Linked DNA regions of Homo sapiens: region 2 is linked to region 1. A link is an interaction called in ENCODE POLR2A ChIA-PET data of the cell type or tissue named here. Cell type or tissue: IMR-90. All regions are shown on one strand. Each heading gives the region's core, and the rest is flanking DNA. Links, peaks and the distances in the headings are about the cores only. Region 1 has its middle 24 kb from the start of GLI2. Region 2 overlaps GLI2 (GLI family zinc finger 2).

Region 1 (15,818 bases), core at 7,088-12,087:
CCTAAGGACGTGGCCAGGCCTGGACTCTACTTCTCTCAGGCTCCCATTTCCAAAGTGCCAAAAGTGACTGGGGGGGCTTTTATTGTAAATTTCAAGACATCAGAGGACACTGCTAAAGTATGTGAAAGAAATTTTCAACTTTTTGGATTAAAAACTATTTTCCTTGGACAGAGTCAGCAAGTCTCATTGCTCTTGTTAACTGGTCCCTACAGAACCTCCTCGCTGATGTGGCAGAGCTGGGTCTCTTGCCTTGGTCTGCAGTTTTTAAGTAACTGAGACAACCTTCTATTCTTTCCGCGTCTTTGCATTTCACATGTCTCTTTTGCCTAGTTCTGGAAAAGACGGATGCCTCCATGACCTGGGAGCCGCGTCTAGAGCCTGTCTCTGACATCCCACCAGGAGCCCTTTGTAATCAGGGTCTTCTTAACTCCATGGGGGCGTGAACAGGACCCTGGGCTCCCTTCATACACCCTGTGGTCGTGTTGCTTCATTCACTCACGCCATGAGGTTTCCTGAGCCCCCCCACGGTGTGCCTTCCCTGGGCTGCTCACCACTGTATCCCAGCACCAGGGTGGGTGCTGGCACCCCACGGAGGCCCTCTGGAGGTTGGTGGGATACATGAAGAAGCTGGGCCTTGGCAGGGGCTGTGGGCAGGCTGAGGTGCAACTTCTGCTCTCATGGGCAACCAGCTATCGGCCTGGCAAAGTGCCTGCTGTTTAGACATTATATCGGGTCAGCCAGCAGTCTTAGAAGTGTGACCAGAGCCTTCCAGACCCATCCTGGAATGCGGTGGCACAGAGGAGAGGGGCCCTTTGAATCTCCAGAGCAGCCTGTGGTGGGGGGACCATATGATATATCACCCAAATTGGGACACGGCATGAAGGATGATGCCAGGAGAACATTTGCAAATGGAACTGTTCCAGAAGACCTGGGATGAGTAAGTCACAAGAACTTTAAAATGGGTCGTACTCTTAGGTCCAACAATCCTACCTCCAAGAAATGCATCCTAAACCAGGGAATGTTTTACGAAGAATATGTCCATCAAAGTATCATTTACAGCTGGGTGCAGCGGCTCACACCTGTGATCCCAGCACTTTGGGAGGCTGAGGTGGGAGGATTGCTTGAGGCCAGGAGTTCAAGACCAGCCTGGGCAACATGGTGAGACCCTGTCTCTACAAAGAATGCAAAAATCAGCCAGGTGTGGTGGCATGCAGCTGTAGTCCCAGCTACTCAGGGGGCTGAGGCAAGAGGATTGCTTGAACCCAGGAGTTTGAGGCTGGAGTGAGCCATGAGCATGCCACTGCACTCCAGCCTGGGCAACAGAGCAAGACCTAAGGGTCCCACCACAGGAGAGTCATTCAGTCAGCTAGAGTATAGCCATCTGCACAACAGAATAGTAGGTAGCCATTTTAAAAGGTTTTACAAATAATTTATTTCAATGTGTCAAGGTAGGTATGATACAATGCTATGTGAAAAAACACCAAAATACAACTTGATTACATGTGATTACAACTCTAGTCTCAAAAAGCCAACCCATGCATAGAGTAAGAGACTCGAAGGAAATTCAGCAATATGCTAACAGTGGTTGTTTTGGGGGCTGGAAAATGTTTTCTTGCTTTTTTTTTTTTTTGTATTTTCTAAACTTTCAAAAGGTTCATATACTTCTTTCATGATAGGAAAAAATCATTCTCTGAATCACATCAAGCAGCCTGGTGAAGGCCAGGGAGACCCATGTGGGCAGAGCCAGGAGTGGCCACTGTCCTGTGCCGAGCTTCGTCACCCAGTGCAGCTGCGTGAAGCTGTTTGGTGAGGCTGGGAGTCAACTCTGTTTTTGGTCCTCTTGAAAGTGAGCAAGGCATTGTGGTCCCCAGAATAATGGTCCCCAAAGATGTCCATGCCTGAATCTCCTGAACCTGTGATTAAGTTACCTTATGTGGCAAAAGGCATTTTGCAGATATGGTTAAATTAAGGACCTCGAGCTAGGGAGAGCATCCTGGATTATCTGTGTAGGCCCAACCTAATCACTTCAGTCCTTAAAAGTAGAAGCAGAGGCCCAAGAGTGGGTCAGAAAATATGACTAAGAAGGACTCTAGCAGCCATTGTTGGCTTTGCAGATGTAGGAAGGGACCATGAACCAGGGAATGCAGTGACTTCTAAAAGCTGAGAACTGGCACAGTGGTTCACACCTATAACCCCAGCACTTTGGGAGGCCCATGTGGGTGGATTGCTTGAACCCAGGAATTTGAGACCAGCCTGGGCAACATAGCGAGAACTTGCCTCCACAAAAAAAAAAAAAAAAAAAAAAACCAGGTGTGGTGGTGGGTGCCTGTAGTCCCAGCTACTCAGGAGGCTGAGGTGGGAGGATGACTTGAGCCCAGGTGGTTGAGGCTGCAGTGAGCTGAGATCACACCACTGCACTCCAGCCTGGATGACAGAGTGAGAACCTATCTCTCAAAATAATAACATTAATAAATAAAAGCTGGGAACTGCTCTCACTTTACAGCCAGCAAGAAAATGAGGACTTCAGTACTGTAACCACAAGGAACTGAGTTCTGCCTGCAACCCAAGTGAGCACAAAGCAGGATGTCTCCCAGAGCCCCCAGGAATGAAGCTCCACTTGCTGATACCTGAATTTTACTCTGGTGAGATTCGTGCTGGACTTCGGATCAGTAGGACAGTGACATTAAAAAAATGTGTGTCATTTAAAGCCACTAGATTTGTGTAATTCGCTATGGCAGCTGTAGAAAATGAACTCAGACACAGACAGAGCACAGGCTGGGAGTCAGGACGTGAATTCCAGGCCTGGCTCCACCATCGGGAGTCTGTGTGTCCTTGGTGAGCCCTTGGTTCTTTGGATTCCTTCCACACGGTGTGGGGTAACCCCTCGGCCCCTCCCAGCTCTGACCCTCGATTTTGCATGTGTGCCTCATTGGCCCTGAAATCTGAAGAGGAAGAGGGGTTTTTCCTGCTGCAAAGCCTGGGATCCCTAGCCTCATTCATTATATGGGATGTGTGGGGTGTGGACAGGGGCAAGAGAATACTGGAGACCAGGGCCTCCCATCCCAGAGCTGCCAGGAAGGGCCACACTCTCTGGCCACAGGTGTCTGGCCAAGCATTGAGTTCTCTGCACCTGCACTTCAAGGTGAGGTCAACATTTGCTCACAGATGCTCCTAGACTGCCCCACAGTTTGCTGCCAGCCTGGGCATGGGGCTCCGGAGGACAAGTAGAAGTTTGGGGGCAGTAGGTTTCCATTGGGCAAGCAGAGTCCCTAAAAGAGACTTGCTGGGGCTCAACAGCCTCACCTCACTATCCTCCCAGACCTTTGCTGGGGCACCGAGTGAGAGGGTGGGCCTGGCTTGGACCAGGGGAGGCAGGGTGGCTCTCTGTGGTGCCCCAGAAGCCGCCGCCCTGCCCTGCTCTGCAGCCTCCCACCCAGCGCTTTGATCCTTGCAGACAGGCCCCCTGGTGCTCCCTGTCTGTTCGTGTCGCTGGGCCTGAGCCAAGATGGAATGTGGGAAGCCTGCTTAGCTTGGGGCTCCCCACCCTGCCCAAGCTGCACACCTCATCCTGGGGTGGCCCGTGCAGGCGGGTGGGCCCCTTCTCAGAGTGAGATCCCAGAGTCTCAACCTCAGTTTCCCCAGGGTCAAACGGAGATACTAAATTGCACCTACCTCAGAGGGTCATGACAATGATAGAATCAGAACATCACTAAGGGGCATTTAATGTGCCAGTGCCTGGCGTGCCATAAGTAAATGTTCAATACATGTCAACTTTTAAATTATTAATTATAGTGTTAACCAAATCATTAATTCATTGTACGCACTTGGGCAATTCCCTTCTCTCTCCAGGCCTGTTCCTACATCTAACAGGAGCGAGTCGGACTTGCCGATGATTTCTGGAGCCCTGCCTGCCTCTGAGATTTCAGGCTACCTCAGTTTCCCCACCTCCTAGTCTAACGGGCATTCATCAGGCACAGGACAGAGCCCTGAGGAGACAGCAGCCCCCAGGAGGCTGGTTCCTGATCTGCTGCCTGCTGCCTGCTGCCTGGGAGGCCCCATCAGAAAACTGGGGCTGGCAGCATGTTAGACTCTCCTGCGCCTGCCTCTGCCTGTTTTCACGAGGCACCCTGCAGGCTTGGCCAGGACTGCTGAGGAGTGGGGACGTCTGGGGAGGCGAGCTCAGCCGAACTGCCGTGCAGGCTGGGGCCTGGTGCTGCTGGAGTCAGCCTTCATCAGGGTCCCTGGCTCTGGCCTCCTCTTCTCTAGGGCAAAATCCCAACGCTGTAATGGCCAGGATCTGCCCCTCCCCACATCCTGCTCTTGATGGGAAACATGCCCATCATTGGGTGTCCCAACCAGGCAGCACCCCTTTCATTCTCTTTGTCTTTCCATGCACTATTTGACTTGCCTGGGGTGCATCTCCCTCGCCCCCTACAAAATTCCCCTCCCCTGGAAAGCTCCCTGGTGACTCCCTGACTCTCCCCTCTGGATGGACAAGGTTAGATGCTTCTCCCAAGCTCCCATACATGCCCTCTCGTCTTCCCCTACATGTATCCACCTCCCTCTCAGATCATAAGCTCCCCAAAGGCAGGGGCTGGCACCACTTTATCTTTGTTCACGGCGCTTGGCCCAGAGCCTGCCAGAAATGCTTGTCATATAAGAACCAACAGTGAACACTGCATGAATAAATGAGTACATGAGTCGTTTGGGCATATGTGAGGGCACGTTGATTGCACAGACCATCAGTGTGGGCAGCTCAGGGAAACTGTCCAGGGATGGGCTGGCTCTGCAGATCCAAGTGAGCAGTCAGCAGCAAGCCGGGGCGTGACCGTCCAAGGGGCCAGGCCTGGGCTGAGGGTAGAACTCCAGGAGAGGGGATCTGAGGCTGGGGAAATGCCAAGCCCCACTTTCCTCATCTGCATAAAAGGGAAGAATACTAATCCTTGCTTTGGAGATTTGTGGTGAAAATTAAGCAAAATAATATCTGCACGGAGCCCAACACAGACCTGCTGTTCTGTAAATGGCAGCTCACCTGGGATTTGGATCCCAGACTGGTTTTCATTTTGTAAAAGTGACGTAAAATTTTCTTGGCCAGGAATTTTCCCTTTTAAAAGAAAAATACGATGTTTACTAAGTGCACACGTGGTCTGAAGTTACGAGAAAACACAGTAAAGCTGGCACATATGACAGGGGAGGTCTGGGGACACATCCTGGGTCCAGTGTCTGCCACAGCTTCTGGTGCAGTGTGGAAAAGTCCGGTTGTCATTGAACTCTAGCTACTGCCTCTCCCTATGCTGTGTGCTCACAGCAGACATTCCTTACTCTCCAGGTGGGTATGTAACTTTGGGGAAAGCAATGTGGGGTTCTCTTTCAACATTTAAAGTAGGTGGATGTCATTTCACCAACACTTGGACCTCTGGAAACCTGTCATGTGGATCAGTGTACTTTGTGTCCTCTGTGGCATTCCTAATAATAGCAAAAATGGAAACAATGTATATGTTCCTCAACAGAAGCATAATTAAACACATCATGTTACATCCACGGGGCAGGCTATTACAAAGCCCTTGAAACAAATGGTACCGATCTTAATGCTGATATGGAAACGCATCCAAGAAGAAAGGCAAGTGTCAAACAATATGTATGGGAGCAAGGAAGACCAGCTGGCCATGACCATGGCCAGGGGATGCCTCAGGAGGGCCTCTGTGGAGATTTGGGGACAGAAGCACTATGGGTGCCCTATGAGTGCAATTCCCCCAAAGGAGATGGAAGCACCAGGTGTGGCCCTATTGATGGTGAATATTGATCAAGTCTGGGCAGGGCTGGTGAGGAACCGTGAGACTCATCATCACTCCAGCCCAGTGTCATGGTCTGGACTGCTAAGTTGTATTCATGGACTTGCATGACCCGGACAGCTTTGGGAACTGGGGCAGTGGGCAGAGGTGCTATGTGGGTACCCTGCCCACATTCCCTGACCCTTTCCATTATGTACATTCTGGCCTGGGTCTGACTTCCACGTGTTTGCCTGGGAGGTCTCTCTGGACACTGGAGGCCACTCTGCCTGCACACCAGCTGGAAGCCGCAGGGAATTGTCTCATGGCAGCAGCTTCCACCACTGGCACATGGGAGCTGGTAGATAAATACCTCAGCTCCCTCACCCCTCAGGTTCTTCACTTTTTCAGAGTTGCCCGTGGGATCCCAGCTGCCCACAATGAAGACTTGCTTGATAAGAGTTCGTCACCAGCTTCCCTTCCCTGCCTGTCTCCCTTCACCCCTGTTGCAGGTTGAATTGTGTCCCCAAAACTTACGTAATGAAGTCCTAATCCCTAGCACCTCAGAATGTGACCTTATCTGGAAATAAGCTTGTTGTAGATGTAATTAGCTCAGTTAAAGTTAAGATGAGATCATGAAGGTGGGCCTTAATCCGGTATGACTGGCAGCCTTTCAAAAAGGGGAACCTGGGACACAGAAACAGGGAGAACACCATGGGAAGATGACATCGGATCAAGGTGTTGCATCCACAAGCCAAGGAATGCCAAAGATGGCCGGCAGCCACCAGAAGCCAGGAGAGAGGCATGGAGCAGGTCCTCCCTCACAGCCTGCAGAAGGAGCCAACCCTGATGACCCCGTGATCTTGAACTCTGGACTCTAGAACTGTCAGATGGTAAATTTCTGTTGGTTGGGCCACCCAGTTTAGGGTACACTGTTATGGCAGCCCCAGCCTACTAATTCAAGCACCACACTGGTGTTTTCCAGCTTGCCAAATAAAGAATTTGCACTCAGTTTTTGTCTCAGTGTCGGGAACTAAGGGACAGGGGAGAGGACAGAGAGGCTCATCCAGCAGAGCAGGAAGATAGCAAGAGGCAGTATAATTAAAACGCCTCAGGGAACTGGGGGTGGGGCAGATCAAAGGCCATACCCCCACCCTCTGAATCAGAACCCGGGGATGTTCCCTGAATTCTGTGTGTTCAGGTAGAGGACATCAGGGTGGGGAACTGGCTCAAGCTGGCAAGGCGATTGCCCATTTAATATCCCCCGACCAACCTTCTGCCCATGACTGAGGGAGGCAGGACTGGGTGGCCCACTGAGGCAGGGTGAGGGCTTGGTGGTTCACATGAGTGCATAGCAGGAGCCTCCTGCAGAGACGCCAGCCTCCTGCTGCTGAAGACAGGTATGCAGCCAACATGCCAGCTCTAAATAGGGTCCCCTGAGGGTATTCCTGTTTAATAAGGCAGAGACCACTGGTAAAAATGGAGACAAAAACATCTTATAGTACAGTCGTGGGAAAATGAAAAATTTGGTTTTTGTTAAAAAATCGAAAGTTACTTTTTGGGAGCCAAATGTTCATCGTGAGAGGAAAAATTAAGTAAACAATAGTTCCTATTTCTGACGTGGCCAAGGGCTTAGCTCGTATGCTGCCACCTCCCGAACCCTGGTCCCTTCTTGATGGACACCTGGCTCCAGGTGTTGGCACAGGTGTTGGCTCTGTCCTGGCTGGATATCCAGGGCTGATGACCTAAGAAAGAGAAGGGTTGGAGGCTTGGCTGTGCCAAACCTAAGTCCCTGCAACTTGGGCCTCAGGTTCCCTCTCCTCAAAGCAGACACAACACTGAAGGGGTGCAGCTGGTTGGGCGGAGCCTCCTGGCCCTTCTCTGAGATCCTGCCCACCCCAGTCATGGGAAGCAGGCTGCGGAGGCCCCTGAGGGTGGAGTGATGGTGGGAGGGTAGCGGGGAGGGCTGATGTCGGGGGCGAAGGCAGGCTTGGGGCTGAACGGCAGGAGCTGATCTGAAACATCCTGTGGGTGCTGGAGACAGAAAGATTCTTGGTGGTTTGGGTGTAACTTGAAATTCTGCCATCTTCCCTTCTTATCTCATCATCAGAAGGAAATCAGACAAGAGAGCATGAGCTCATGCTAATAGAAGCCATTTTTTGCCCTTTTGGTTCCTATCAATTAAATCCTCTCCCTTCTGTGGATCACCTTCAGAGGCTCTCTGCAAGGCTTTTCAGGACCAGATGGTGCAAAGCTAGTTTGGCTGGCAAGCACGTGTTAAGGGCTGTCTCTGCAAGGGCCCAGAACAGCTTCATGGCCTTTGACACCACTGAACTTGGATTTGAAGCTCAATTCTGCCATCAGCCAGCCGTGTCACTGTCAGTGGGGTACTTAGTTGAGACCCTTCTATGCAATACCTTCTGGACATCACTACTTTGGCTTGTATAGGAACCTCAGACTCAACTTGTACAAAACTGACTTGACATCTTCCTCCCCAAGCGTGCTCCTCTGATTCAGTAAACAGCCCTATCACCAGCCAAGTTCCACACCCAACGCCTTGGGCAGAAAGCTGTAAAACTAACTGATTACCACTTCCTCCAGGAAGCCTTCCTGGACCACAACCCGTCTCCTGGATCACAGCCCATCTCCAACAGCTTCCATGCCATCATGTGTGTCTGTCTGACGCACTCAACACTTTACATTTTGATGATCTGTTGGTGTGTCTCTCTTACTAAATTGTGAGGCCCTGGAGGGCAGGAGCAATGTCTTAAGTTTTGGGAATCCCACGACCTAGCAGAGGGCTTACTTTAGATAGTTTGGGGGAGTCTAGACTCCATTTTCTCCATCTCCCCCTGCTCTTTCCTACCTCCAAATAAACAGTCAATTCAAATCATAAAACAGTGGATCTGCTTCAAGACAAGTCCCTTAACCATAGCCCTGGACCAGACTGCAGCCCCAGAACCTTCCAACCTAGAAATCCTATGCTGCCAATGAGGAGCTCAGGAAGAGACAGGGCATGATTGGTGAATCCAGGAGTTCCCTTAGTGCCCTTCCTTTCCCTCATGCAGCACATCCAACTAACCCAGAGTCCTTGCGCCTCTTCCTCCTAAGCCCAGCTGCTGGGTCGCTCTCCTCTTTGTCTGTCCCGCCCCATGCTGGCCTAGGCCCCCAGCTCCACAATCCCCCCAGTCTCCTCCAGAGTGGGAAATGCTTATGACCCTCTCCAAGGACCAGGGTTCTGATCAGGGCACCCGTCTGTTTGTAATCCCCTTCCCTGTCTTCTTTTAAGGAAGCTCAGCTCAAAAATTCACTGTTCCCAAGGGCCCTCCCACCCCTGTCCCTTCTGCCTTCGACTGTCTCTTCTGTACTGACCTCTAGCACATCTCCTGGGACACACAGCTGTGTGGTAATAGCAGCTCTGCCTCTCTCAACCATAGGACCAAGGTCCCAGCATCTGACGCTTAGTAGGCCTTCAGCTCTTGTCTGTTCTCTTTCCCAGGACACTTGGCTCCCAGGCCTCCTCAGCAGGGACCTGCTGCGTGAATTTTTTTTTTTTTTTTTTTTTTGAGATGGAGTCTCACTCTGTCACCCAAGCTGGAGTGCAGTGATGTGATCTTGGCTCACTGCAACCTCCACCTCCTGAGTTCAAGCAATTCTCCTGCCTCAGCCTCCCCAGTAGCTGGGACTACAGGTATGTGCCACCACGCCCAGCTAATTTTTTTTGTATTTTTAGTAGAGACGGGTTTCACCATGTTGACCAGGCTGGTCTCGATCTCCTGACCTCAGGTGATCTGCCCGCCTCGGCCTCCCAAAGTGCTGGGATTACAGGGGTGAGCCACCACGCCTGACCCTGCTGTGTGATTTTAGCTCTGTCCTCGGCGTGCTCATGAATCACACTGGAGAGCCCTGTGTGGTCCTTCCACGGCTGACGCATCATGAGCCTGTTCAGGCATTTTTCTCCGCTTCACTCTGCCATCTGTGTGTGGGATGACGAGGAAAGCCCATGTGAAGCGACTGTCTCCTGCCTGTTTATTGAGGGCTCCGGAGTGCTCTTCAAAACCATCTTCCTGCCCTTTTCGGCAGACAGCAGCATCTCAGGGATGCCTTTGCCTCCCAGAGGGGCCGGAGGTGGGCAGGGAACAGAAACCTCAAAGAGTCCTGCAGCTCTCTCAGCGAGAAGCCGCCACAGCCCTTCTCGAGGCGTGCGCCCGAAATGCACTTCTTCTAGCTGGAGGTGGGTATCAAATCCTATTTTACATTCGCCTCAGAGTTTCAATTCAAAGACGGCACTTCCACAGATAGAAATTTCAAATTCTTAACAAAAAATAAAGAGAGGCTCGTGTGAAGGAGGCATTCTGGATTTGACAAGGTGTTATCTGGGCATTTACCACCTCTGTCCTCCTCCAAGCAGGGTCTCGGGGCCCACAGTAGCATTGGCATCACCTGGAATACGCACTAGAAATGCAGACTCTCAGGCCATACCCCAGATCTGCTGAATGGACGTCTCCGGGGTGGGGCCCAGCAGTCTTTGTTTCAGCAGCCCTCCGGAGGCTTCTTCCGGCTTGAGAAGCACTGTCCTAACCTACAGCTTTGAGTATTTGGAGGAATTACCTAGTTCTGAAATATCCTAGGAGAATCAGGACAGGGACAATGAATGGCTTGCTTTCTTTTTAATTCAAGCCTAAACCAGATGTCCTGAAATTAACATTAGCTGCATCAGAATCCCTGGAGGGCTTGTGAAAGCACAGCTTGCTGGGCCCCACCCTGAGAGCCTCTAATTCAATAGGTCTGAGGGCTGGAGGGATCTGGGAATTTGCATTTCCAAGTTCACAAGGGATGAGGATGACGTGTTGCTTGTCCACATTTTGAGAACCATTGTCCTAAGCAATTTCCAAAATAAATCGACTGTCGGATGGACACCAGCATGGGCACTCTGTACTGAGCATCAGATTAGTACCATGTTGGTTGATATCCTATTCTTTCAGGGGTTTGAAAATTTTTGTTTGTTTTAAAAATAAGGCCAAAGAGGCGAGGCACCGCGACTCACACCTGTAATCCTAGCACTGTGGGAGGCCAAGGTGGGCGGATCACCTGAGATCAGAAGTTGGAAACCAGCCCGGCCAACATGGTAAAACCCCATCTCTAATAGAAATACAAAAATTAGCCAGAAATCACTTGAACCCAGAAAGCAGACATCGCAGCGAGCCGAGATTGTGCCACTGCACTCCAGCCTGAGCAACGGAGCAACACTTTGTCTCAAAAAAATAAATAAATAAAAGTAAGGTCAAAGGCTTTTAGTGGTAATGTCTCATTGTGCCTCAGCTTACTCACCTGTAAAATGGGCAGGTCATAGTTCCTACCCCAAAGGATGGTTATGAGTGTTAAACACACAAATCCACCAAAAAGCACCTAGCCCTGTGTCTGGCACACAGGCATGGCGCCTCTAAATATTAGCCATAGTGTTATAATCTCACGTTTGTATTGGACTGGAAAATGAGTGCCATAATTCCTTGTGCAAATCCCAAATCATAGGGAGCACATACGCAAAGTGAGAGTGAATTGCATTTCTGTTCAAAGAAGTGAGTAGGAAGAAAGTTTTTCTCAGCCCTCATGGGCACGTCCCTGGAGGCAAGTGTTCACACATGCTCAGCCATACTGGGCTGAGCCAGGGTTTAGGGTCCCAGAGACGAGCTTCAGATAGAACAGCATGGATGGACGAAGAGCAAGAAAAGGTGGTGTTAAAACAGAAGGTTTCCCAGGCCCAATTTTTATTTAGTTTTTTTGGGGTTTTTTTTTTGTTATTTGTTTTTTTTTTTTTTTTTTGAGGCAGAGTCCTATTCCGTTGCCCAGGTAGAGTGCAGTGAAGTGACCACACGTCATTGCAGCCTCGACCTCCCAGGCTCAAACGACTCTCCCACCTCAGCCTCTGGACTAGCTGAGACTACAGGCGCACAACAACATGTCTGGCTAATTTTTTATTTTTTTGTAGAGATGGGGGTCTCACTGTGTTGCCCATGCTGGTCTCGAACTCCTGGACTCAAGCAATCCTCCCACCTTGGCCTCTCAAAGTGCTAGGATTACAGGTGTGAGCCACCATGCCTGGCCATATTTTTTTGTTATTATAAAAGCAATATACACACTCATTGCAAAAAGTGACCAGGTTACAGGCCTCTGATTCCTTCAGCATCCCGGGTGGTGACCACTCGTGATGTGTTGGGTGTTCTCCATTTTCTACTAATGCAGAAGTGTACAGGAATAATATCCTTGTTTTTCCTCCTTTGGGGCAAGTGTAATATCCACAATACTGACCACAGATGATGTGCGTTGGTCTTCAGAAAGGTGCTTTAAGAGATATGAGTTGGTGGTTTCAGTGATGTTTAAGGCATAAAAAGTGTCTGCTCCCACACTCCCTGAAAATCAAGACATCCTAATAATGAGTCAGGATGGGGAAGTCTCTCCTCTTCCAAGAGAGGCAGAAATGTTCTCCAGCCCCAGGCGACCGAGCTGATCAACACAGCTCAGTTAAGTCATGGGGAAAGGGTCAAGCAAACCCCTGAGGGGAGAGCCTCACTTGAACAATGCCTCACTGGGGAAAAGAACCCCCAGCTTCATTTTAGAGGAGAAGCTTCTCTGCTCCCTACTTTCTCAATTCTGGCATGTCCTGTCTGCAAAGTCCTGCCAAGTCTGCCCCCAAGATGTCCCTGCATTACAGACCTGACCGCAGACCCAGGGGTCATGGGCATTGTACCAGCAGCAAAAGCAAGTGCCCCTGGCAGGATGGAGGCTCTCTGGACCTGCTTCAGAGCAGCCTGTCCTCCTGACAGCTTCTGCTCGCCTTTCCAGCCTGCCCAGGCTGCAGAACACTTCTGTTTCGCTTTTCCTTTTTAAGAGAGAGAGATTATCATTATTTTTTCCAGCTACCCACCAGCAATTCTATAACTTACCCTGTCGTCCCTTCGTTTACAATCTCTATAAGGCCCCATCTTGGTCTTAGCACACACAGGTCCCATAGGATCCTAGCCCTCCCTCCCACTCACCTCTCCTGCCTCTGCCCTCCCACTTCAAGCTCCAGGTCCACTATTTGGGTCATTTGTGCTCCCACCTCAGAGGCTTCACACCTCCGTTCTCCCTGCCAGGATCCTCTGCTCTGCCCTCCACCTTTCCCCCTCCCAGCATCAGCCGAGATGTCTGCCACTCACCCCTGGAAGCCTCACCTTCTAAGTGCTCCCATTGTCTTCCCCTCCACTTTCCAGAATTACCCATCCTTTCAAAAAATATATAAACTGGATTGTATTATCCGTGTTGTTCTGAAAGTTGCTTTTCTTTTGGACATTTTTCTTGACCACTCAGAGATGCCTGGTATCCCACAGAAAGGAAGTACCATGATGTAGTGGCTGATTCCCCTGCTGATAGACACTTAGGGTTGTTTCTATGTCCATCACTACAGAGAATGTTGCGAAGACCATTGGTGTGCACACACCTCTGCACAGATGTGGGAGAATTGTTTAGGATAGAGACCTGAGGGTCGAATTGCTGGGTCAGGCGGTCTGTGCACACTTCGCATTTTGAAAAGCAATTCCCAAGAGCTCTCCAAAATGTTAAGTACCTGTTTTTACTTCCACCAATTGTGAAATGGCCTTCACTTCTTCACTACTTCAAGGCTGAGTAGTAAAGCCTTTTGGAATTGAAAACTGGAACCTTGTTTTGATAGGGCTAGTTGGCAGTGTCTCACAGTGGTTGAGTTCCCTTGACTTTTCCTCTCCTTCCCACTAGCAGGGATGCTCTGGGCTTTAGGATCAAGACTGTCTTTAGGGGGCTGGGGCACAACTGAGATGGGGATTAGAAGAGGAACCCAAGACCTTTAGTACTTTATGGAAAAACCATTTTGTTTTGCTGATTGACTTGCAGGAGTTCTGCCAATGCCTTTTGGTTTTGTTTTGCCATTTCTGTGGTCTTGGAAGTGGCAGGTGACCAGATAATGTACATGAGAATCTGCCAGTGGGTCAAAGGAGGTGGCAGGTGGGGAACCTGGTGGTGGCAGCCACAAAGGCTTCAGCTCGGAATAGCTGTGTTGTGGTCTCATTTTCCTGCATTCACGCATTCATTCACTAAACAGTCCATTCACCCCTAAAATAATTACTGAGTGCTTTCCTATGCCAGACACTGTGTTTGACTTTGGGATGCAGAGTCATTAAAGAAAAAGGGGGGCAGCTGGCAGCAAGGAGAGGGTGTTCCTAGCCCCAAAGTAGGAAGGTGCAGAGTGTGGGGATTGAGAGGGGGGTAGGCAGAGCCAGGGCCCACAGCTTTTGAAAAGTGTCACAAGAACAGTGAGAAGCCACTGAAGAATGTAAGCAAGGGTCAAGGAACAGGATTTGGTTTGTGATATTAAAAGACCCCTACATTTGCTCAGGGACATGAGGGTCCAGTCGACTGCAGGCTTGGAGGAAGGAGCCCGGGGTCAACACTGGCTCAAGCCAGGAAACCCTGGGCAGTAGACTCGCTGGGTTCCATTTCCTCTGGATAATCTGAATTCCTCCTGTGTTCCTGGTGTGGGGCTAGAATTAAATGACCGTGGCCTTGGAAATGGGTAAGTGCTGGGAAAAGGGCTCCTGGCGGCCAGCCACCGCACTGCCAGGCCCACGGATGTGTGCTCCATTTGTCCTTGGAGAAGGGCAGGGAAAGGACACTGGAGGGACCAGCCAGGCGGGACAGTAGGCCTGGAAGCATCAGGGTTTCCCTTTTACACCCCTACCTTTCCACTCTGCCCACCCAAAGCCCAGGAAATACAGCAGAGGTTTTCCAACTTTACTAGGCAAAAGTGTTGCAAAACGCAGTTGCAGAACCTATCTGACATCACAGATCAAACTAGTCCCTGTGTCCATTACCTCCTGTAATGCTCAAAGCAGCCCTGCAAGAGGTGGCATGTTCCCTACTTTAAGAAAGAAGCAGCCGGGCGCGGTGGCTCACACCTGTAATCCCAGCACTTTGGGACTCCGAGGCGGGTGGATCACGAAGTCAAGAGATCGAGACCATCCTGGCCAACATGGTGAATCCCCGTCTCTACTAAAAATACAAAAATTAGCCAGGAGTGGTGGCATGAGCCTGTAGTCCCAGCTACTTGGGATGCTGAGGTGGGAGAATGGCTTGAACCTGGGAGGAGGAGGTTGCAGTGAGCAGAGATGGTGCCATTGCACTCCAGCCTGGAGACAGAGCGAGACTGCGTCCAAAACAAAAACAAAAACAAAAAACCCAGGTCTAATTGGAGTCTCCTCACCCTTCTCTGGCCTCTCAGAGGCTTGGCCTGAAAGGCCTTTCCAGGTGTCCAACGACAGAAGGGTCCTTCAGGCCCCTGACCTCTGTCCTCAGCTGAGCCTCCCATGCTCACTGTCCTGGTGGTCAGCACATATGAGGCCCCTCCAAATGCAGGTGAACCTTGGAGGCTTGTCCAGATCCCTGGAGTGTGTGCTGCTGGAAGACCAGCCTCTACTGGGACTCACCTGTCCCTTCCCCCACAACACTGGAGCCTGGCCTGGCACAGAGCAGACCTACAAGGGGGCACAGTGAGTCACTGTGGGGTCACCGAGAGACCTTGGCAGAGATCCTGGAGACCTGGTGTCTTTCAGCCTGGCCTAGTGAAAAGTGAAAAGCCCAGGTTCTGAGCCACAGCTGGAACCCATGGATTCCAGGAGTGCAGAGATAAAGGCTTCTGTGGGGGAGGGGGTGGAGTGCTTCAGTGCATGGCCTCTGGGGCCAAACGAGGCCATACACTAGTCCTGTGACTTGGACAAGCCACCTGGTTTCTCTGTGTCTCAGTTTCCCCACCAGTAAATGCGGATATATTAGAAGCTACCTCATAGGGTTTCCTTGAAAGGAAATGCGTTAACATGTACACCATGCTTAGACCAGTGAACTTGTATAACGTGCTTAGAGTCTGGCAAATGCATAAATAGTTGTTAATTCTGTCCTGCCCTCAGGGGCGTAGAGTTTAGCCGAGGGACTGATACACAGCTGTGAGAGCATAGATACACTCCCCAAGAGGGGACCGCATCC
Region 2 (15,818 bases), core at 6,757-11,756, 180 kb before region 1:
CCAGGCTTGGGGACTAATTAAGCATTTCCTTTGAAATGCATGCATGCTGTAGATTGCTGAGGGTGAACTCCAACCTCTAATAAAATAGGAACCAGATGCCAGGAACAGGAGGTGCACAGCATCCTGCTATCATGGCCATCACCCAGGAGGGACCCGGCGAGGGGCAGCACAGCCTCTGGAGGGCTCTGGCTAATGTCAAAGTTCAGGTTCACAGCACCAGCTGGAATTTTTATTTTGGCCATCATCTACAACAAGGAATGAGTGCCTCCTGACACCCCCATGAGCACACCATACCTCCAGCCTTCATTCCCCCTTCCCTCCTTATTTTGCACACTCTGGGGAATCTGGCTGGAGCTCTAATTCTCCTGCAAAGCCTTCCTGAAATACTCAAACCTTGAAGGGACTGTTTCCCCTCCCACTACACCCGATGAGTACTGCAAAGATACAGCCCTTGGCCACAGAGTGTCAATTATTATAATATTAACCACCATTGCTTCTTCTCTCACTGGACCCTAGGCTTTTCTTATTATTGTGTGTTTTCCCAGCAAGTCCTCTATAGCCGGTTGTTAAATAGCTGCAGTGGTATGCTGACACATGTTAACAACCAGCTTTTGGGGGAAGCAATGGGGCAAGGGGTTGGGGGTGGGGGGGGGTGGGTGTCAATGGCTTGTAGCATGTGCCAATTTCCATGGTGTAAATGCTCTCACTGTGGCTGATTTCAAGGTACCAAGGAGAAGACACTGAGCATATAGTTTGGGAGAGATGCGTAGAACCAGCTCTCACAAGCTGGTGTTAGCTGGTATGAGCTGGCTCCAGCACGCAACTGCCAAATTGAGTCTCCACAACACTCTTTTTATTAAAAAAAAGGCACAACAAATCTGAATTTCCTGCAAATTAATACGATTTTCTACCTAAAAAATTACAAGTATATGTTTAAAAATGAGAATACCCAATGCTGAAAAGAGTGTTGTGAAGAACCTTGCTGGAAACAGTTACTCTTTGTCAGTAATCTCACCTCCTTAATCTACTCCAGGGTAAAAATCTAAGTGGTAAACAGCACTGGAACAGAGATTTTAATCACAGTAGAACTTCTAATACCAAACAATTGTAGGTAATCTAATCTAAAAGCTCAACAAGGGGGAAGTGGTTAGATTCAGTCCAGAATCATTCTTTAAGACGATATTGCAAGGATTCTATCACAAATAATAAGAAACAGGATGTGCACTCCGTGGATGTTGCCTTTCATTGGTGTCTTTCTCCTAGTGGTCTATGAAGACCCCTGGACCTGTTCATGCTCCCCAGTGGCCTGGCTGGGGGCTGGGGCCAGGAAGACCTGCAGAGGCCACGGAGCAGCACCGGCCCAGCGGAAGCCGCCTCTCCACCAGAGGCCTCAAGTCATATGGGCCGGCCAAACAGATGGGATAAATCAATGCCAAGGACGCTGTCACCCCAGGCAATCCAGCTCCACTCAATTTTCATGTGAATTTAGCAGCTCTGCATGGTTTTTAAGAACCCAATTGTATCCTGACACTTTTTAAATGATGCCTCTTTAGATCCCGCCATAATTTATCTTTTACTTAGGACCAGCTCTGCTTCCATAACAGTCTGGAAGAAAAAAACACACACACAGTGACTTCCCTTAATTTACAATAGTCTGCACTCAGTAAAACACGGATGGCAGGGGTTTGCCAAATGTGAATTCCATGTCAGCAGTGCATTTTGGTAAAGCTTAAGTGGCTTTATTTTGAAAGAAAATACACATTTAAAAGCTGTTTACCTATGCAAGTGGGGGCGAGGGTAAGTATGTGGGTGTGTGAGAAAGAACATACCCTGGTACAAACAAACCCCAAAGTGAAGATTTACACCTGCCAGCCAAGAGGGCTCTGTTCTCCCTCTTAAAAAGAAAAAGGATCAAATTCTTGAAAAGTGCAAAGGAAAGTGAGTGACCAGACAGATTCTCTGATGGATCCGCATTCTGAAATCTGAACCCACAACTCTGAACCTGAACATGGAAGTCAGCAGATGTGGGGCCACCTCCAGAGCCGCCTCTACCATCCTGAGCAAACCGCTCAACATCACTGACCTCCGATTTTTGGATACAATGTCCGTCTCCACGCACATCCCTTGTCTATTTTACCCAGGGGCTGTGAAAGTAAAAGACAGAAGAAGACAGCAAATAATGTTTATCTAGAGCCTAAAAGGAACTGGGTGTTGTCCCCTCATCTTGTTTCTTCCACAGAACCCTCATAGGGCCAAGGGTTAACATCGCTAGGGTGCAGAAGGGAAACCAAGGCAGCGAGTTCTCAGATCCTATGCACAGGGTCACCAAGCTAGGTAATGAGAGCTTCATGGAGAAAATGCCATCTGAGTTTGCAAAACAGAAGTGACTTTACTATTTGGAAACTGCCTGTTTTGGTCCTTGCTTCTCAGCAGCTGCAGCAGTGGCCATCACCTGGTGTGTGTTTAAAATGAAGACTCCCAGACCCCATCCTGGACCTGTGGATTCAGAAGCTGGCAGTTTAGCAGGATCCTGGGCTGATTCTTTTGCACACTGAAGTTTGGGAAGCACTGGTTTAAGGGATATATTCTGTTAAAGAAGGAACAAGAAAGAGCCGGAAGGGAAAAGAGCAAGGCAGCCAGGATATCCACCATTCAAGAGGCAATGGGGGCTGCAAACAAGCTGGGGCCTCATTTTGTAACCACCCTCCCACCCCCAGGAGATTCTGCCTCTTCTGCCTTGCCTGCCTCAGAACTCAAAGTAAAGCAAACTTTCCCCAGCAGTTCCCAGTGTGGCCCCCGGCCGGCAGCCTCTGCATGTCCTGGGAGCCTGCTAGAGACGCAAATCCTCCGCACCTTCCCAGGCCCTTGGAATCAGAAGCTGGAGTTGGGGCTCAGCAGTAACAGGCTTGTGGGTGATGCAGCAATCCTAACAAAGCTCACTGTCACAATGGCCCCTGTCCACATAACAGGGTCATTTGCATTTTACTGCAGGTCCACACCTGGCTTGGACACCAGTTAGAAAAACAGCCTGCCTTTACACTCGCTGTACAAACCTCATTTCTAAAGCGTATTTTCATCGATGACTTCACTTAACCCTCAGAGTAGCCACAAGAAAGAGGAAGATGGGCACCGCCATTCCTATTCTGCAGAGGTGAGACTGAGTTCCGTTATATACAGGTCCCAGACAGGGCTGAACAGGGCCTTCTGAGACGCTGCTGTGACGCCCACAGTCACCCTCAGTTCACTGCAAGTTGCATCACACAGCCAACGAGACCTTTTCGACCCAGACAAGACTGGCTGATGGCCTTGCGCAGGCTCAGCTAGGAGCAGGCTCGGGGCACTCGCCTTCCTTGGGGAAGCTGCAGCCTGAGGAACAGGCTGTGGGGTGGAATGTGTGTGCATGTGTGTATGTGTGTGTGTGTGTGTGTGTGTATGTGTGTGTACACACAAGTGTGTATGAGAGAGAAAAAGAACATACTTCCAAAAAAGGAAGTCCTGGAAGCAAACCCCTAAAGTGAGAAACGTGCTCTCCCTCCCATCCTCAAGTGTTTGCTTCTATATTACACTGATCTGCAAAACCCATCTCCCACCAAGACGCCTGCTTGTAAAACACAAATGCACAGATGAGGCCCAGCTGCAGCCTGCTCTGGCTCACAATGGCTCACAATGAGCCTGCTCTCTGCAGATTGATCTCCAGGAAAGAGCTCTCCTGGCGGGGTGCAGGAGGCTTGCTGTCCTTCAGAGGAGTTTCCAGTGAAGGACCCAGTGTTTGGAGAGAGGCGTAAATGCGTGAGCAGCCAGGCCCTCCCGGAGGGAGTAGAGGAAAAAGGACTCCACCGCAGACCCTTTCGTTTCTGTGTCTGGAGGTGCCACGTGCTGACAACTGCCATAGCTCCTGGCTTTTCTAACCCTGGTCCTGGATTTAGAAAAGTCTTAGCACCAGCAGCCATGTACAGATTTGTTCCATAACTTGCTCTTTCATTCTGGGTGAGAACAACATCCAGCTACCCCAACTGGTAACTGTCATTTTGGACAAGTCGCTTCACCTCTCTGAGCTGCAGTTTCCTCATCTATTTTCTCTATCTGAGAAAATAACAAAGGACACTTTGTTATGATACAAGCAAGGGACTTCAGATTGGTGATGTCATCCAGAGGAGACTAGAAACCAACAGAATCCTCCGAAAACGCTGTGCCCACAATCTTTGCCCTCTTTACAAAGTAACACAGATACTCCTTGCCACCCAGAGCCGGGTGGTGATAAAATGAAGCTCTCTTTGTAAAGTGTCGAGCCCATAGTGGGTGCTCCATAAATGTTCATTTCCCCTCCCTGAAGCATGGCTCTGCACTCCGAGCTGGAAAGAAAGACAAACGCACCCCAATTCAGTGCGAATCCAGGCATGCACGCCCCAAGTGAGGCAGCCCTCGCTCACATCCATTTGCATTTCCTTCTGCGAGTGCTCCAATTTTAAAAGCTTAATATTTATTTAGATATTTATTTTCACTGTAAATACAACACATGTTTACAGAGATATTTATTTTTCTCTATAAACACAGTAAATGTCTGGGGAAAATATAATCCCAAACTCACAGGACTGGAATGATTTTCTTTATGACAATCATTTTGTGTGTGTGTGTGTGTGTGTGTGTGTGTGTGTGTGTGTTTTAATCTATATCAGTGCCTTATGCCATTGCGTTTTAACCCTAATTTCGAGGGAGTAGGGGGTGGATGGAAACCACTCCACAAAACAGCAACAAGAAAAGACCACAGGTGAAGGGGACCTGTGGTCCCCCTTCACTGAAAATCACAGTGTATCAACTCCTCTGAACGGTGGAAAGCAGAAAGGTGCAGTTCCCAAGGGTCAGCATCAAGATAAGACTTGCTGAACCTGACATTGATGCCTAATGAGTAATAAAATGTCCCTTCATGGGGTAGAGTTACTGGATGATATCATGAGACTTTAGCACCTTAAAGAGGTCTCATAAAATGTTAGCACCCTAAAGAGGTGACCATGTTATATAAATACAGGATAAAAGATACCAGCTCAGCATGAGTATCAGTCAAACCCACTCATTGTACAGAAAGGGAAACTGAGTCTCTAAGAGATCTTCAGGCCTGAGATCAGACATGTTAACGGCAAGGCCTAAATGGGTATTTTTTTCCAGAATAGAGTGGTAAAGATGTGAGTATCTAAGAAAATTACACAAAGTGTCCTTTGTTATGACACAGGTAAGGGATTTCAGGTTGGTGATGTCATCCAGAGGAGACTAGAAACCCAACAGAATCAATCCCCTGGCCTCCAAAAACCCTGTGCCTACAATCTTTGCCCTCCTTACAAAGTAACACATTTACTCCTCAACTTACCATGCCCCAGTAAACCCACAGTAAAGTCGAGCCATTGTAAGTGGAGAACTGTCTCTACTGTGATCACCTTTATTGCTTCAAAATTTATTTTTAGCCTTTAGTAGGAAAGCGGTAGTGTTCAGGCTCTTGAGCAAAACTGAGAGACGATTCTCTGAATCTCTGACAACTCTGGGCAGAGCCAGGGAGCAGGGGCCCATGCTGTTTCAGAGGTTTAGGACTCAAAGGATGGAATCCTCGTTCCCCTAACAGGAAGTCAACACGGGGAGTTTGCTACTTCTGAGGCTGACCCGGACAAGACCAGGAGCTGTGGCCACATTTGTGATGGAGAGGGCGTGGCGGCTGGAGCGTGTCAGTGGGGGTGGTGCTGGGGAGAGGCATGTGCCCGCAGGCAGCCCCATGGGGAACAGTGCAGGAATCTCTTCCCCCAGCCCCTCTCCCTCACACAGGCCACCTGGGACAGAGGTGGACACGTTCCTCCCCTGCCCCTAGGCAAGCACTGGCCTCAACTTCAACTTGTTAATTTCTATTTCATGATCCCCTTTTTTTCTTTCCCCTGATCTCCGCCACTTTTTGTTCAGCCCTGTTACACACTATGCATTTTTGGAGGCTGCCTGTAGAACTACATAGGGTAAAAATGAATAAACGAGCTTCTCAAGAGTTAACTCTTGGTGACTCTTGAGGGATTAACGCCCAAGCTGGGGATTCCTTGAGAAAAAGGGCCAAGGCCTCCGAAGAAGGCTGTGTGTGTGTGTGTGTGTGTGTGTGTGTGTGTGTGTGTGTATGGGTGTGTGTGAGTGTGTGGGGGGGTGGGTGTATGTGTGTGTGTGTGTGTGTGTGTATGTGTGTTTTTCAAAGGAAGCCATGGTAGAGACCTGTTGACACTTCCACCTTCAAAACAAAATGCCAGTTGTTGGTGGTGCTAAAATTTTTACTGCTGTTACCACCACACCAGCACTAGGGCCTTCAGAGTTTCACCCTTCAGAACAGAAACCACCTCCTTATTACTGTCAATACCCCCCCACCCCAGCTTGGTGGGCCTGGCTAATACTCATATCTCTGAGACATGCCGGATCCCACCCTGCCTCAGGCAGGGAAGACAGGGCCCCTCTGGGCTCCCTCTGGACCCCAAACAGCCTTCTGGGGTCATGGCCCTCGCCTACCCACACCCCTGGTGTGTCTGAGTCTCCCACTAGGCCTGGGGTGGGGCTAGGGGGCTGCCTTCAGGCTGACCTCAGGGTGGGGCGGAGAGAGGGTGGGGGAAAGAAGGGAGGGAGAAATCTGAGCCACACTTAATGCTATGAGATCCACAGACCATCAAGGCAGGTGAGAACCAACCTGCCCAAGATCACTCAGGGACAGAGAGGGACAGGAAAACTATGACAGTTCTAACTGTTGGCTTGATGAATCACAACCCTAGAACCTTCACACAGCTCCAGGACACCCTGGCCCTTGTCTGCCTTCTCCAATCTCAGTTTCCTCACCCATAAAATGGGAGGGGAGAGTCACATCTGTCTCACCAGGAGGTGATGAGCAAGAAATAGCTCTAATGACTTCAGAGCCCTTTGCAAATATCAAGGTGTTGGTTAGAAAACCATAGCAACCACAGTGGGCTCAAACCTTTCCTTTTAAAAAGAGGCAAGGAAGGGATTACAAGACGAGGGGAGACCAGTGACCAGACGAAGTGTCTCTGGGTTCCGGGCCCATCCTCCCAGGGAAACTTACTGAGAAGCATGTTTTTGTTTTGTTTTTGTTATTGTTTCTGTTCTTGTTTTTTGTGACGGAGTCTCGCTCTGTCACCCAGGCTGGAGTGCAGTGGTGCAATCTCAGTTCATTGTAGCCTTCACCTCCCAGGTTCAAGCAATTCTCCTGCCTCAGCCTCCCGAGCAGCTGGGATTACAGGCCCATGTCACCATGCCCAGCTACTTTTTGTATTTTTAGTAGACATGGCGTTTCACCATGTTGGCCAGGTTGGTCTCGAACTCCTGACCTCAGGTGATTTGCCTGCCTTGGCCTCCCAAAGTGCTGGGATTACAGGTGTGAGCCACTGCATCCAGCCCTGAGAAGTATGTATTTTTTATTCATAACAATTCACCCCAATTCTAAGGAGAGACTACTTCACTTCCCCTTCCTCCCCTTCTAACAAAGGACTGTTCCTTCCATCAGTTCCCCAGTGCCACATCCAAGCAAAACTTTTCTGCTCCATACTTACAGCCAAGTTCACACGTTTAGTTTTGTTGTTGTTTTTTCATTGTTGTTGTTTTCTTTTCCCTCCCAGTTTCCAAGGAGAGAATTGCTGGCTGCAAACGCTGGAAAGGCTGACACAGAGGGAAGCCAGGCCAGCCTGCAGGGATGGCTGAGGTCCATGCAGTGTCCACAGCCTGGTGGCCCAAGCCTCCACCGGGGAGCCCCTCCCCTCCCCTCCCCATCAGCCAGGTCCTCAAGGAGGCACCCATTGAGGCACTAGAAAGAAAACCATACTGGGCCGGGTACAGTGGCTCACGCCTGTAATCCCAGAACTTTGGGAAGCTGAGGCGGGCAGATCACGAGGTCAGGAGTTCAAGACAAGCCTGGTCAACATGGTGAAACCCTGCCTTTACTAAAAATACAAAAATTAGCCAGGCTTGGTGGCAGGCGCCTGTAGTCCCAGCTACTCCGGAGGCTGAGGCAGGAGAATCGCTTGAAACCAGAAGGCAGAGGTTGCAGTGAGCCAAGATCGCGCCACTGCGCTCCAGCCTGGGCAACAAGGGCAAAACTCTGTCTCAAAAAAAAAAAAAAGAAAGAAAAGAAAACCATATGGGAGGAAAGAGGTAAAATGGAAGTGGGGGGATTTATGGGGGGGCGGTTTGAAATCACTGGTACCCCCCCCCAAGGGTTAATGCATGTCTTCATTTGTGGTCCTCAAGGACACAAGACACAGATTAGCCCCCACCCCTGGCAGTAAGAACTGATCCCACACTGGCGCTCTAGAAAGAGAGTGAGAAGGGAACAGAATGCTCAGGAGGGAACAGAGCAGGCACTCTGAGCACTGGAGACTCCCAGGCTGCGTATACTCAAGGCTAAAGTCCCCCAGAGGCGTAGCTGAAACCCAGCCTGAGTCAGCGGAGCCACGCCGGTCCCAGGCAGCTATCAGCTACGCGGGCCCCAGGCAGCTATCCTTTCTAAGGGGTGTCCTTTCTAAGGGACATCTGTCACAAAAACACATTTAAAAAATATACTAATGAGTTTTGCTTTCAAAAAGTGCACAGATCTGAGAGACGGACAATTGCTTGGGAAGAACCAGGAAAGCAAGCTGAGCTCCAGGGTGAGATTGGGGCCTTTCCGGAAAGTCAGAGTGAGCAGCAGAGAGAAAGGAACTCAGCTGGAGCTGCCACAAAGCCCCAGGAGGACCCGACTGTCCCCACAATAGGCCTCTCGGGCCTCAGCCTTCGGCATTGATTAACATGCAGCGGGCTGGGAAGAAAGCGAGTTTATTCTGCAGGGGACGTTTGGGAGGGGCAGGGGTCAGGTGGCTCCCCCTTAAATCACGCTGCTGTCAGCCCCACACAATTCCCTCCCCTAGGGCTGGGTCATTACTCGGGTTTATGCAAAATAAACAGCTTTGCTAAATATTCCCCCAGACCAGGTCCACAAAGGCCTGGACTAAGGAGGCAGAATGCACTTGAAGACCCAGAAAACCATCCGCTTCCTCGCCCAACTGCTTTGCCAGGGAGTTCAGAGGCCCCCTGTCCACATTAGTTTGCTAAAAGTTTATCTTTTTTTTCTGTTTTGTGGGGGGTTGGGGGGAACTTGGTTTTGCTTTTCTTTTTCCTTTTTTTTTTTCTTTCTTCTTTTTTCCTTTCATTTCTTTTTTGGTAATTCCTCCCGAGACACTGCCACCAACCCTGTTCACTCATTCTTGGCCGGCTCTGACTCACTCCCTTCACTTTCTTTCTTGAGCTATGTAAGACTTACAATTCCTGGTTTTCTATAGGGGAACTGAGCCATGAGAAATCTCTTATAAACGCTCCCAGAAAAGGAGTCCGTTCTCAGAAGATCCTTCAAGACAGGCTGCTCAGCAGCAGGGCCAGCGGGGGCTGGGGGCACCCAGCAAGAATCTTAATTGTGCCAGAGCCACACACATACCCCAGGTGGGGGAGGGGAGGCTGGGGGGCGGGCAGGGGCCACCAGGGTTTGAAAAGAACTCTCCCTTCAGGGGCTGGGCTTGGTTATTCACCTTGAGCCCACCCTTCTCCCTCCACGTCATCCAACAACAAGGACAAAAACTAAAATAGGAAACAAGAAATAGAAGCCCCAGCTATTCCTGGCCATTCAGCCTTCCTCCCAAACTACAGAGGACAGGCTGAGCTGCTGAGATATTTGAGAAGGCTGTGGCAAGATGCCTTAGTCAAATAACTCATAACTATGCACGCTGGGGGCAGGAGCTCTGCCAGGCAGGGGTCATGGCCCACATTTCACACTGGCGGTCACTCCTCGGGTTAGCGGTGGTCTATCCTTCCTGACTTCAAATCCACAGCATCTATCAGAAAAGTGGCAACAACCCCATTGGGTTTGGGTCTCTTAGGGGCAGAACCTGAGACAAGGATGTGAGTGCAAGTGGTTTATTTTGGAGATGACAGGGCAGCTGAGGACATCAGGAAGAGACACCGAAGGTGGTGAATCAGGGACAATGGCACACCCCCTACCACTCTGGGCAAGGGCAGCTGAGCTCCACACAGAACTTCTGAGAACCAGAGTAGACCCAGCTGAGGGGTGAGGGAGCTGGGGTATTTACACACCAGTTCTGCCATAGACATTTGTTAAGTAGGGTTACTGATTATCAGTGTTAATTTCCTGGCACCCTGAACTGCCACCAGCGCAGCAGCAAGAAAAAGCCCCTCAGGCACAAACACGCAGGTGCAGGATCCAGTAAAGTGGTCAGGAGGTGGCGGCAGGAGAGGCAGAGCATGATGGCTCCTGCCACAAACACTAACCATCCAAGCTGGTACCGGGCCAGCACCAGAACTCTCCCCTCTGCAGCCCCTGGCTAGCTGGGACAGGATTTATGCACAGAGCAGGATTTATGCACCCACTTTTCCAAGGGGCAGACAGAGGCCTGTGCCCTGCCCAAGGTCCCACAAGGGCTTCCAACTCCACATCAACCACCGAATGACCACGTAGTTCCTCAGCCCAAACCTCAGTCCTCCCAGAGCAGGCGGCTCAGGCCCACCACCTGCAGAAACCTCTCGTGAAACAAACGTTTCTCCTGTGGCCCAGAAGAACCTTCAACAGGTCAAAAAGGTGGGGACATCTCTGTCACGTGAGCAAAGAGACCAAATCTTCCCTTCCCTGGCTGACGGGGGAGAGAGGTGGATGGGGGCCCGACAATGGGACAGTGCTTTTAATGAGCACCTGATCAGATGTCAAGCTTTGTCCAAAGTGCTGGGGTTAAGTAGTCCAAGGTGGTGACCACAATCCGCAGAGCCAAGCAGGAGGTCACAAGGTGCAGGGTGGGGTGGGATGGGAAGGGGGCTTCACCCACTGTGCTCAGTGAAGACTGGCATTGGTCACACCTGGAGTGCAGTGGAAAGAGGGGTCGCTGGTCCAGGAAGGTGCATCCAGCTTCTCACAATCTCCCAGGTATCTGGACTGAGTAAATGAGGACAGCCTGGTGTGCAAAGCCCCTCTCTGCTGCTTTTTCAGTGGGGTCAGGGTGCATGGAAAGGGCAAGTAAGGAAGAGAAGGGAACAGCGCCTTCCCCTGTAAAGAAAGCATGTGTGGTGCCCTCCACTCTACTGGAGCCAGGAGCATAGCCGGCTCCCCAGAGGAGAGGTGCCCATAAGCATCCAGGGGAAAGCCAGGCCCTGCCCTTTGCTGCTCCCCCTTCCCTTCACAGCCTGTACTCCAGCTCTGATTTCTCCCAGCATAGCCCAGGCTTCAATCACATTCTGTACGCCCGTTCATCTATTTGTGTGATTTAATTTATCAAACACTTACCCAGCATTCACCATGGGCCAGGTCCTGAAAAATGTGAACTGGTTTGATCCACATTACGATGCCTATAAGGTAGGGTCCCTTTTTGCCTTCATTTCATGGAAAAGGAAACTGAAGAAGAGAAGTTAAACAGAGACCAAATTCAAACCCAGGCAGCCAACTCTTAACCACTAGGCAACACTGCCTCTCAAGAAATTCCTTCTCTGCCTACACCCACTTGTTCAACAGGCAACACAAGCACCATCACCTCCAGCAAGGCTCCCCGATTTCTTCTTTATCCACCAGACACCCCGCCCAGTGCACCCACTCCTGGGTGAGGGGTGCCTGCTACTCTCCCATAGCACCTTCCTGTGTGGCATTCAAGCCACTGCCTGCTCCCCACCAGCCATCAGCTCCCTGATGCTGAAAGGTCCATCTTTTCATTTCTGTGGGCTCCACGTCTGGTGCCCAGTGGGTCCTCAAGAAATCCCTGCTGACAAATGGACTGATGAATGAATGAATGAACAAATGAACACAGTCCTGGGAAGGCATTAGGAGAAGCCATCCCCAAGATGCAAACTCCAAGAGGTGAAAATGACTGAAGGAGAACTGGAGGACACACATCCTCTCTCCTCCCCACTACCTGGGTACCAGCTTCACGAAGCCAAGCTTTGGGGGGACCCGTGCCCCCACCTCGCTATAACCCACCAGCCTCCAGGTAAGCATAGATGTCCCGAAGGAGGCCCAGCCCCTTGGGAAACAGCACGGCTTGCTTACTTGAGGACAAGCTAGTGAAGACACGTGACGTAATTCGCATTGCATATATTAATTACCTTGTTTATTTTTCGCTAATTTGAGATTCAAATGCAGCTGTAAGAAGTAACAGGAAGACATCCTGTGTATGATTTACCTAGATTTCCCCAATCATGTCTTGCAAAGCTACAGTGCAATATCAGAATCAAGATACTGATAGTGATACAATGCATCTGCCTTGTTCTAATTTCCTCAGTTTTACTTGCACGCAGGTATGTATGTATGTGAATGTGTATGCATTTAGTTTTATGTGTATATATATATATATATATGTGAATGTGTGTGCATTTAGTTTTATGCAATTTCATTAAAGGTACAGATTCAATATCTACCACCTCAGTCAGGATACTAAACAGTTCTGTCACGATGAGCACCCTTCTGCTGCCCTCCTCTCCCTCACCCCTACTGTCATTAAACCCTGGAAACCATTGATCTGTTCTCCATTTCTAAAATTTCATCACATCAAACATGTTACATAAATGGAAACACATAGTTGGTAACCTTTTGGGATTGGCTTTTGCACTCAGCATAATTCCCCGAAGATTCAGCCAAATTGGTACAGGCATCTATGGTTTGTCCCTTTTCACTGCTGAGTAGTATTCCCTGGTATGAATGTGCCACAGTTTGTCTAACCACTCGACCACGAAAAGACATCTGGGCTGTTTCCAGTTTGGGGACATCACAAATAAAACTGTTATAAATATTTGTGTACAGGTTTTTGTGTGAATATAAATTTTCACTTCTCTGGAATAAATGCCCAAGGGTGTAACTGTTGGGTCCTATGCAGTATGTTTACCTTTATAATAAGCTTCCAGACTGTTTTCTAGAGAGGCTGTACCGTCTTACATTCCCACCAGCTATGTGTGAGTGCTCCTGTTTCTCTGCATTCTCATTATGAATATTTTTTCTTTTAACCATTCTGATGTGTGTATAATACCTCGCTCAGTTGTAATTAGCATTTTCCTAATGGCTAGTGAAGTTGAACACCTTTTCATGTGCTTATTGGCCATTTATATAATCCTCTTTTGTGAAAGGTCTCTTTCTGTTTTTTGCCCATTTTCTAATTATATTGTTTCTTTTTTACTGTTGAGTTTTGAGTACATATTCTATGTACTAGTCCCTTGTCAGGTATGAGGTTTGCAAATATTTTCTCCCATTCTGCAGCCTGTCTCTTCACCCTCTCAACAGGGTCTTTCGAAGAGCAAAATTTTTGATTTTGGCGAGGTCCAATGTGTCAATCATTCCTTTTATGAATCATGCTTATGGTATCAAGTCTAAGAGTCCTGTGCCTGGCCTGAAATCCTGAAGGCTGTGATTTCTCATCCTTCCTCGATGGAGGAGCTGACTGTCTGAACTGGAAAGCATTCTTTCTCCACCTTTACTACCCAAGGTGTGTCTCTTGCAACCATCTTCTGAGGGCTGGCTCAAGGTGGGGTATGAGTTGACAGGAAAGACGTGATACAAAGAAAGAGCCATTTGAGTTTCCTCGAGCATCTCAGCAGGCTAACATCACCCACAGACTTCCAGCCCTTTCAAGACTTTTCTGAGACACAGGGGCAGAAAAGGGCTAAAAGAGGAGACTATGGCCACCGCACTTCTTTCGGAGGACCAGATAAAGATGCGTTCTGTTTCTCCGCGGTCCTGCAGCGCCCAACCCATCACCCTTGCTGGAGGGGCCCTTTCTGGACAGAGTCCTCACGGCCGTCTAGCCTGGGCCTCCTTCACTCTACCCTCCCCACCCCCAGGGAAAAGGAAAGACTTGGTCCCCTCTTGGGGACAACTCAACTGTCTCCATTTTAGCCATCAACATGGAGAACTAGAAACACGAAGTCACCACTAACTGATAAGCCTTTGAAGTGTTGGGTTCTCCTGGAAAAAAGACTTGCTACTGAGATGTCAGCCAACGCTGACCATGAGTCCTGACCCAGAACTGGAACATGCAAGCAGCGACCCTGAATAGAAGGCCCAACAGAGGAAACCTGGCATTGTCGATGCTAGTCAGCTTTCCTCACACGTTTCTGAACGAAGAAAGAAAAGAAAATCCCTGATTGCTCTGAAGACTGGTTGCAATAAAAAAAAACTCAACAATCTCCCCACCCACCACACCCTAGTAGGCCCTGTCCACACCAAACACTGTTTGTTAGGGAACATGGCCCTCACGGCCTGTGTGTCTCTCACTGGTGCCCACTCTCCCCTGAATCACACTGCACAGGGTCTCTCCTGTCTGAAGAGAAGAAAACACCCTGAAAATTAAGAAGATAAAAGTGATGGCGGTGCTGTTCAAAAGGAGAGAATGTGGAACCCTTGGGCTTTGTTCCTAATGCTCGGGGACGATGAGATTGAGAGAACTCATGGAGTCAACAGGTGTCACAGATGTCCCAGGAAAATACCAAAAATAAAACAAAAACACCTCTCGCCTTGCCAAACGAGAAAGCAACATCACTCAACTGCAGGGCATTTTGGCAACTAAGAGTGTTTACCCCCAGAGAAACAGCTGCCCTTGCCCCAGCGGGCAAAACAGGCCTCCCTTCTACCCCTCCCCGACTCCCTTCTCCCTCTGGAGGTTTCTTTTCGGCATCCAGCCAGACAGAAAGAAGGCAGGTGACAGAGCAGGGGCTTAACAGGTCCCACGCAAGGCTCAGCTGGGGAAGGCCACTCCAAATCACTTTGGCAAACTTGAACTGAACCGCAGGCCACCGCAGCCGGGAAAACAAACAAGAGCCTGTCGGCCAGGTCCTGCTAGCTGTGCCCAAGCTGCAGCTCCCCTCTCCCTGGCTTGGAGTGGAGCAATAAAAGGGGTTTGTGAATGCATGTCCCAAGCTTCTTAGCGCCTGTCATATTGATCTAGCACTGCGTTAGGATCCCCGGGCCCTCTCAAGGACCTGGGCAAACGCTGGTATTAGCGCTCCCCTTCCTCTTAAGAGTGTGCTGAGCAGTCACTCCACTGTTTCCCAAGGAGGAGACCCCCGACCCTGACAATCCATCAAGTGAATGCAAATTGTGGCCCAGACAAAACCAGGCAAACAGCACCCCGCTCCGGGATAATGGCCTCTGTGGGAGAAGGGCGCTTCCAACAATGATTGCTGTGTACATATCCCACTAAATACCCAAACTTCTGATTAGCCCCATCATGATTTGTGTGTGCACCGCCTCTTTTGAATGGCTCCCAAGTACATGGTACAAGTTGACTCAAGCCTAACCTCAAACAGTGGCCTTCCCGGGCTTCGCCAGCGCGGGGAGTGGGCTATACATAGCTCTCTCTGCTGTTGATTACAAGCCTTTTGGAAATCCAACACGCAGCCCAGCAAGGAAAAGAGCACGGTGAGAGGGTGATAATCACAGGCTCCAGGCTCCGGCTGGAATTGATCTAATTTGGTGAGTATCAATTCAGGTTCACTGTGGGGGAATATTCCCAGGTCGCCTGAGCTGCATATTTGCAGGAAGAGATCAAAAGCACCAGAATGGGATGTTCCCTCCCACAAGCAGGCTGGGGGATCTTGTGGGCGGGGGGTGCTCTGTGGCTTGTGACATCTACCACTTGCCATGTGGGAGTTTTCAGGCAGGGCATCTGGCCATCTGCTTTCAAGGACCACAGGCATTGATCGGGGGCCAGCGTCTGAGGTGTGCTTGGGAAGCCAGGCATCTTCCCACAGTGTCACTGGCACCTACGGAGGAAAAACGTGAGTGTGTTGGA

Evidence for each region. Peaks named below come from ENCODE experiments on the same cell type or tissue, not always from the same donor. Only the 100,000 strongest peaks of a DNase experiment are listed, where the experiment ranks them.
Region 2: POLR2A ChIA-PET joins it to region 1 with 13 read pairs; 2 of 35 experiments call an interaction of 5 or more read pairs at or near these places.

The regions. Positions count from the first base shown.
Region 1 is chr2:120,704,448-120,720,265 of GRCh38, reverse strand. No RefSeq gene overlaps it. Among named protein-coding and RNA genes, the nearest start is that of GLI2, 24 kb to the left of the region's middle. RefSeq lists enhancers at 9,152-10,019, 10,020-10,888, 13,894-14,609. In IMR-90, for the core only: no CTCF peak of the experiment used is centred there; a DNase peak (open chromatin) is centred at 9,695.
Region 2 is chr2:120,887,021-120,902,838 of GRCh38, reverse strand. The region is part of intron 2 of GLI2 (GLI family zinc finger 2); the gene reads right to left. Among named protein-coding and RNA genes, the nearest start is that of GLI2, 160 kb to the right of the region's middle. RefSeq lists an enhancer at 15,402-15,818. In IMR-90, for the core only: no CTCF peak of the experiment used is centred there; a DNase peak (open chromatin) is centred at 9,298; H3K4me3 peaks cover 210 bases; H3K27ac peaks cover 1,926 bases.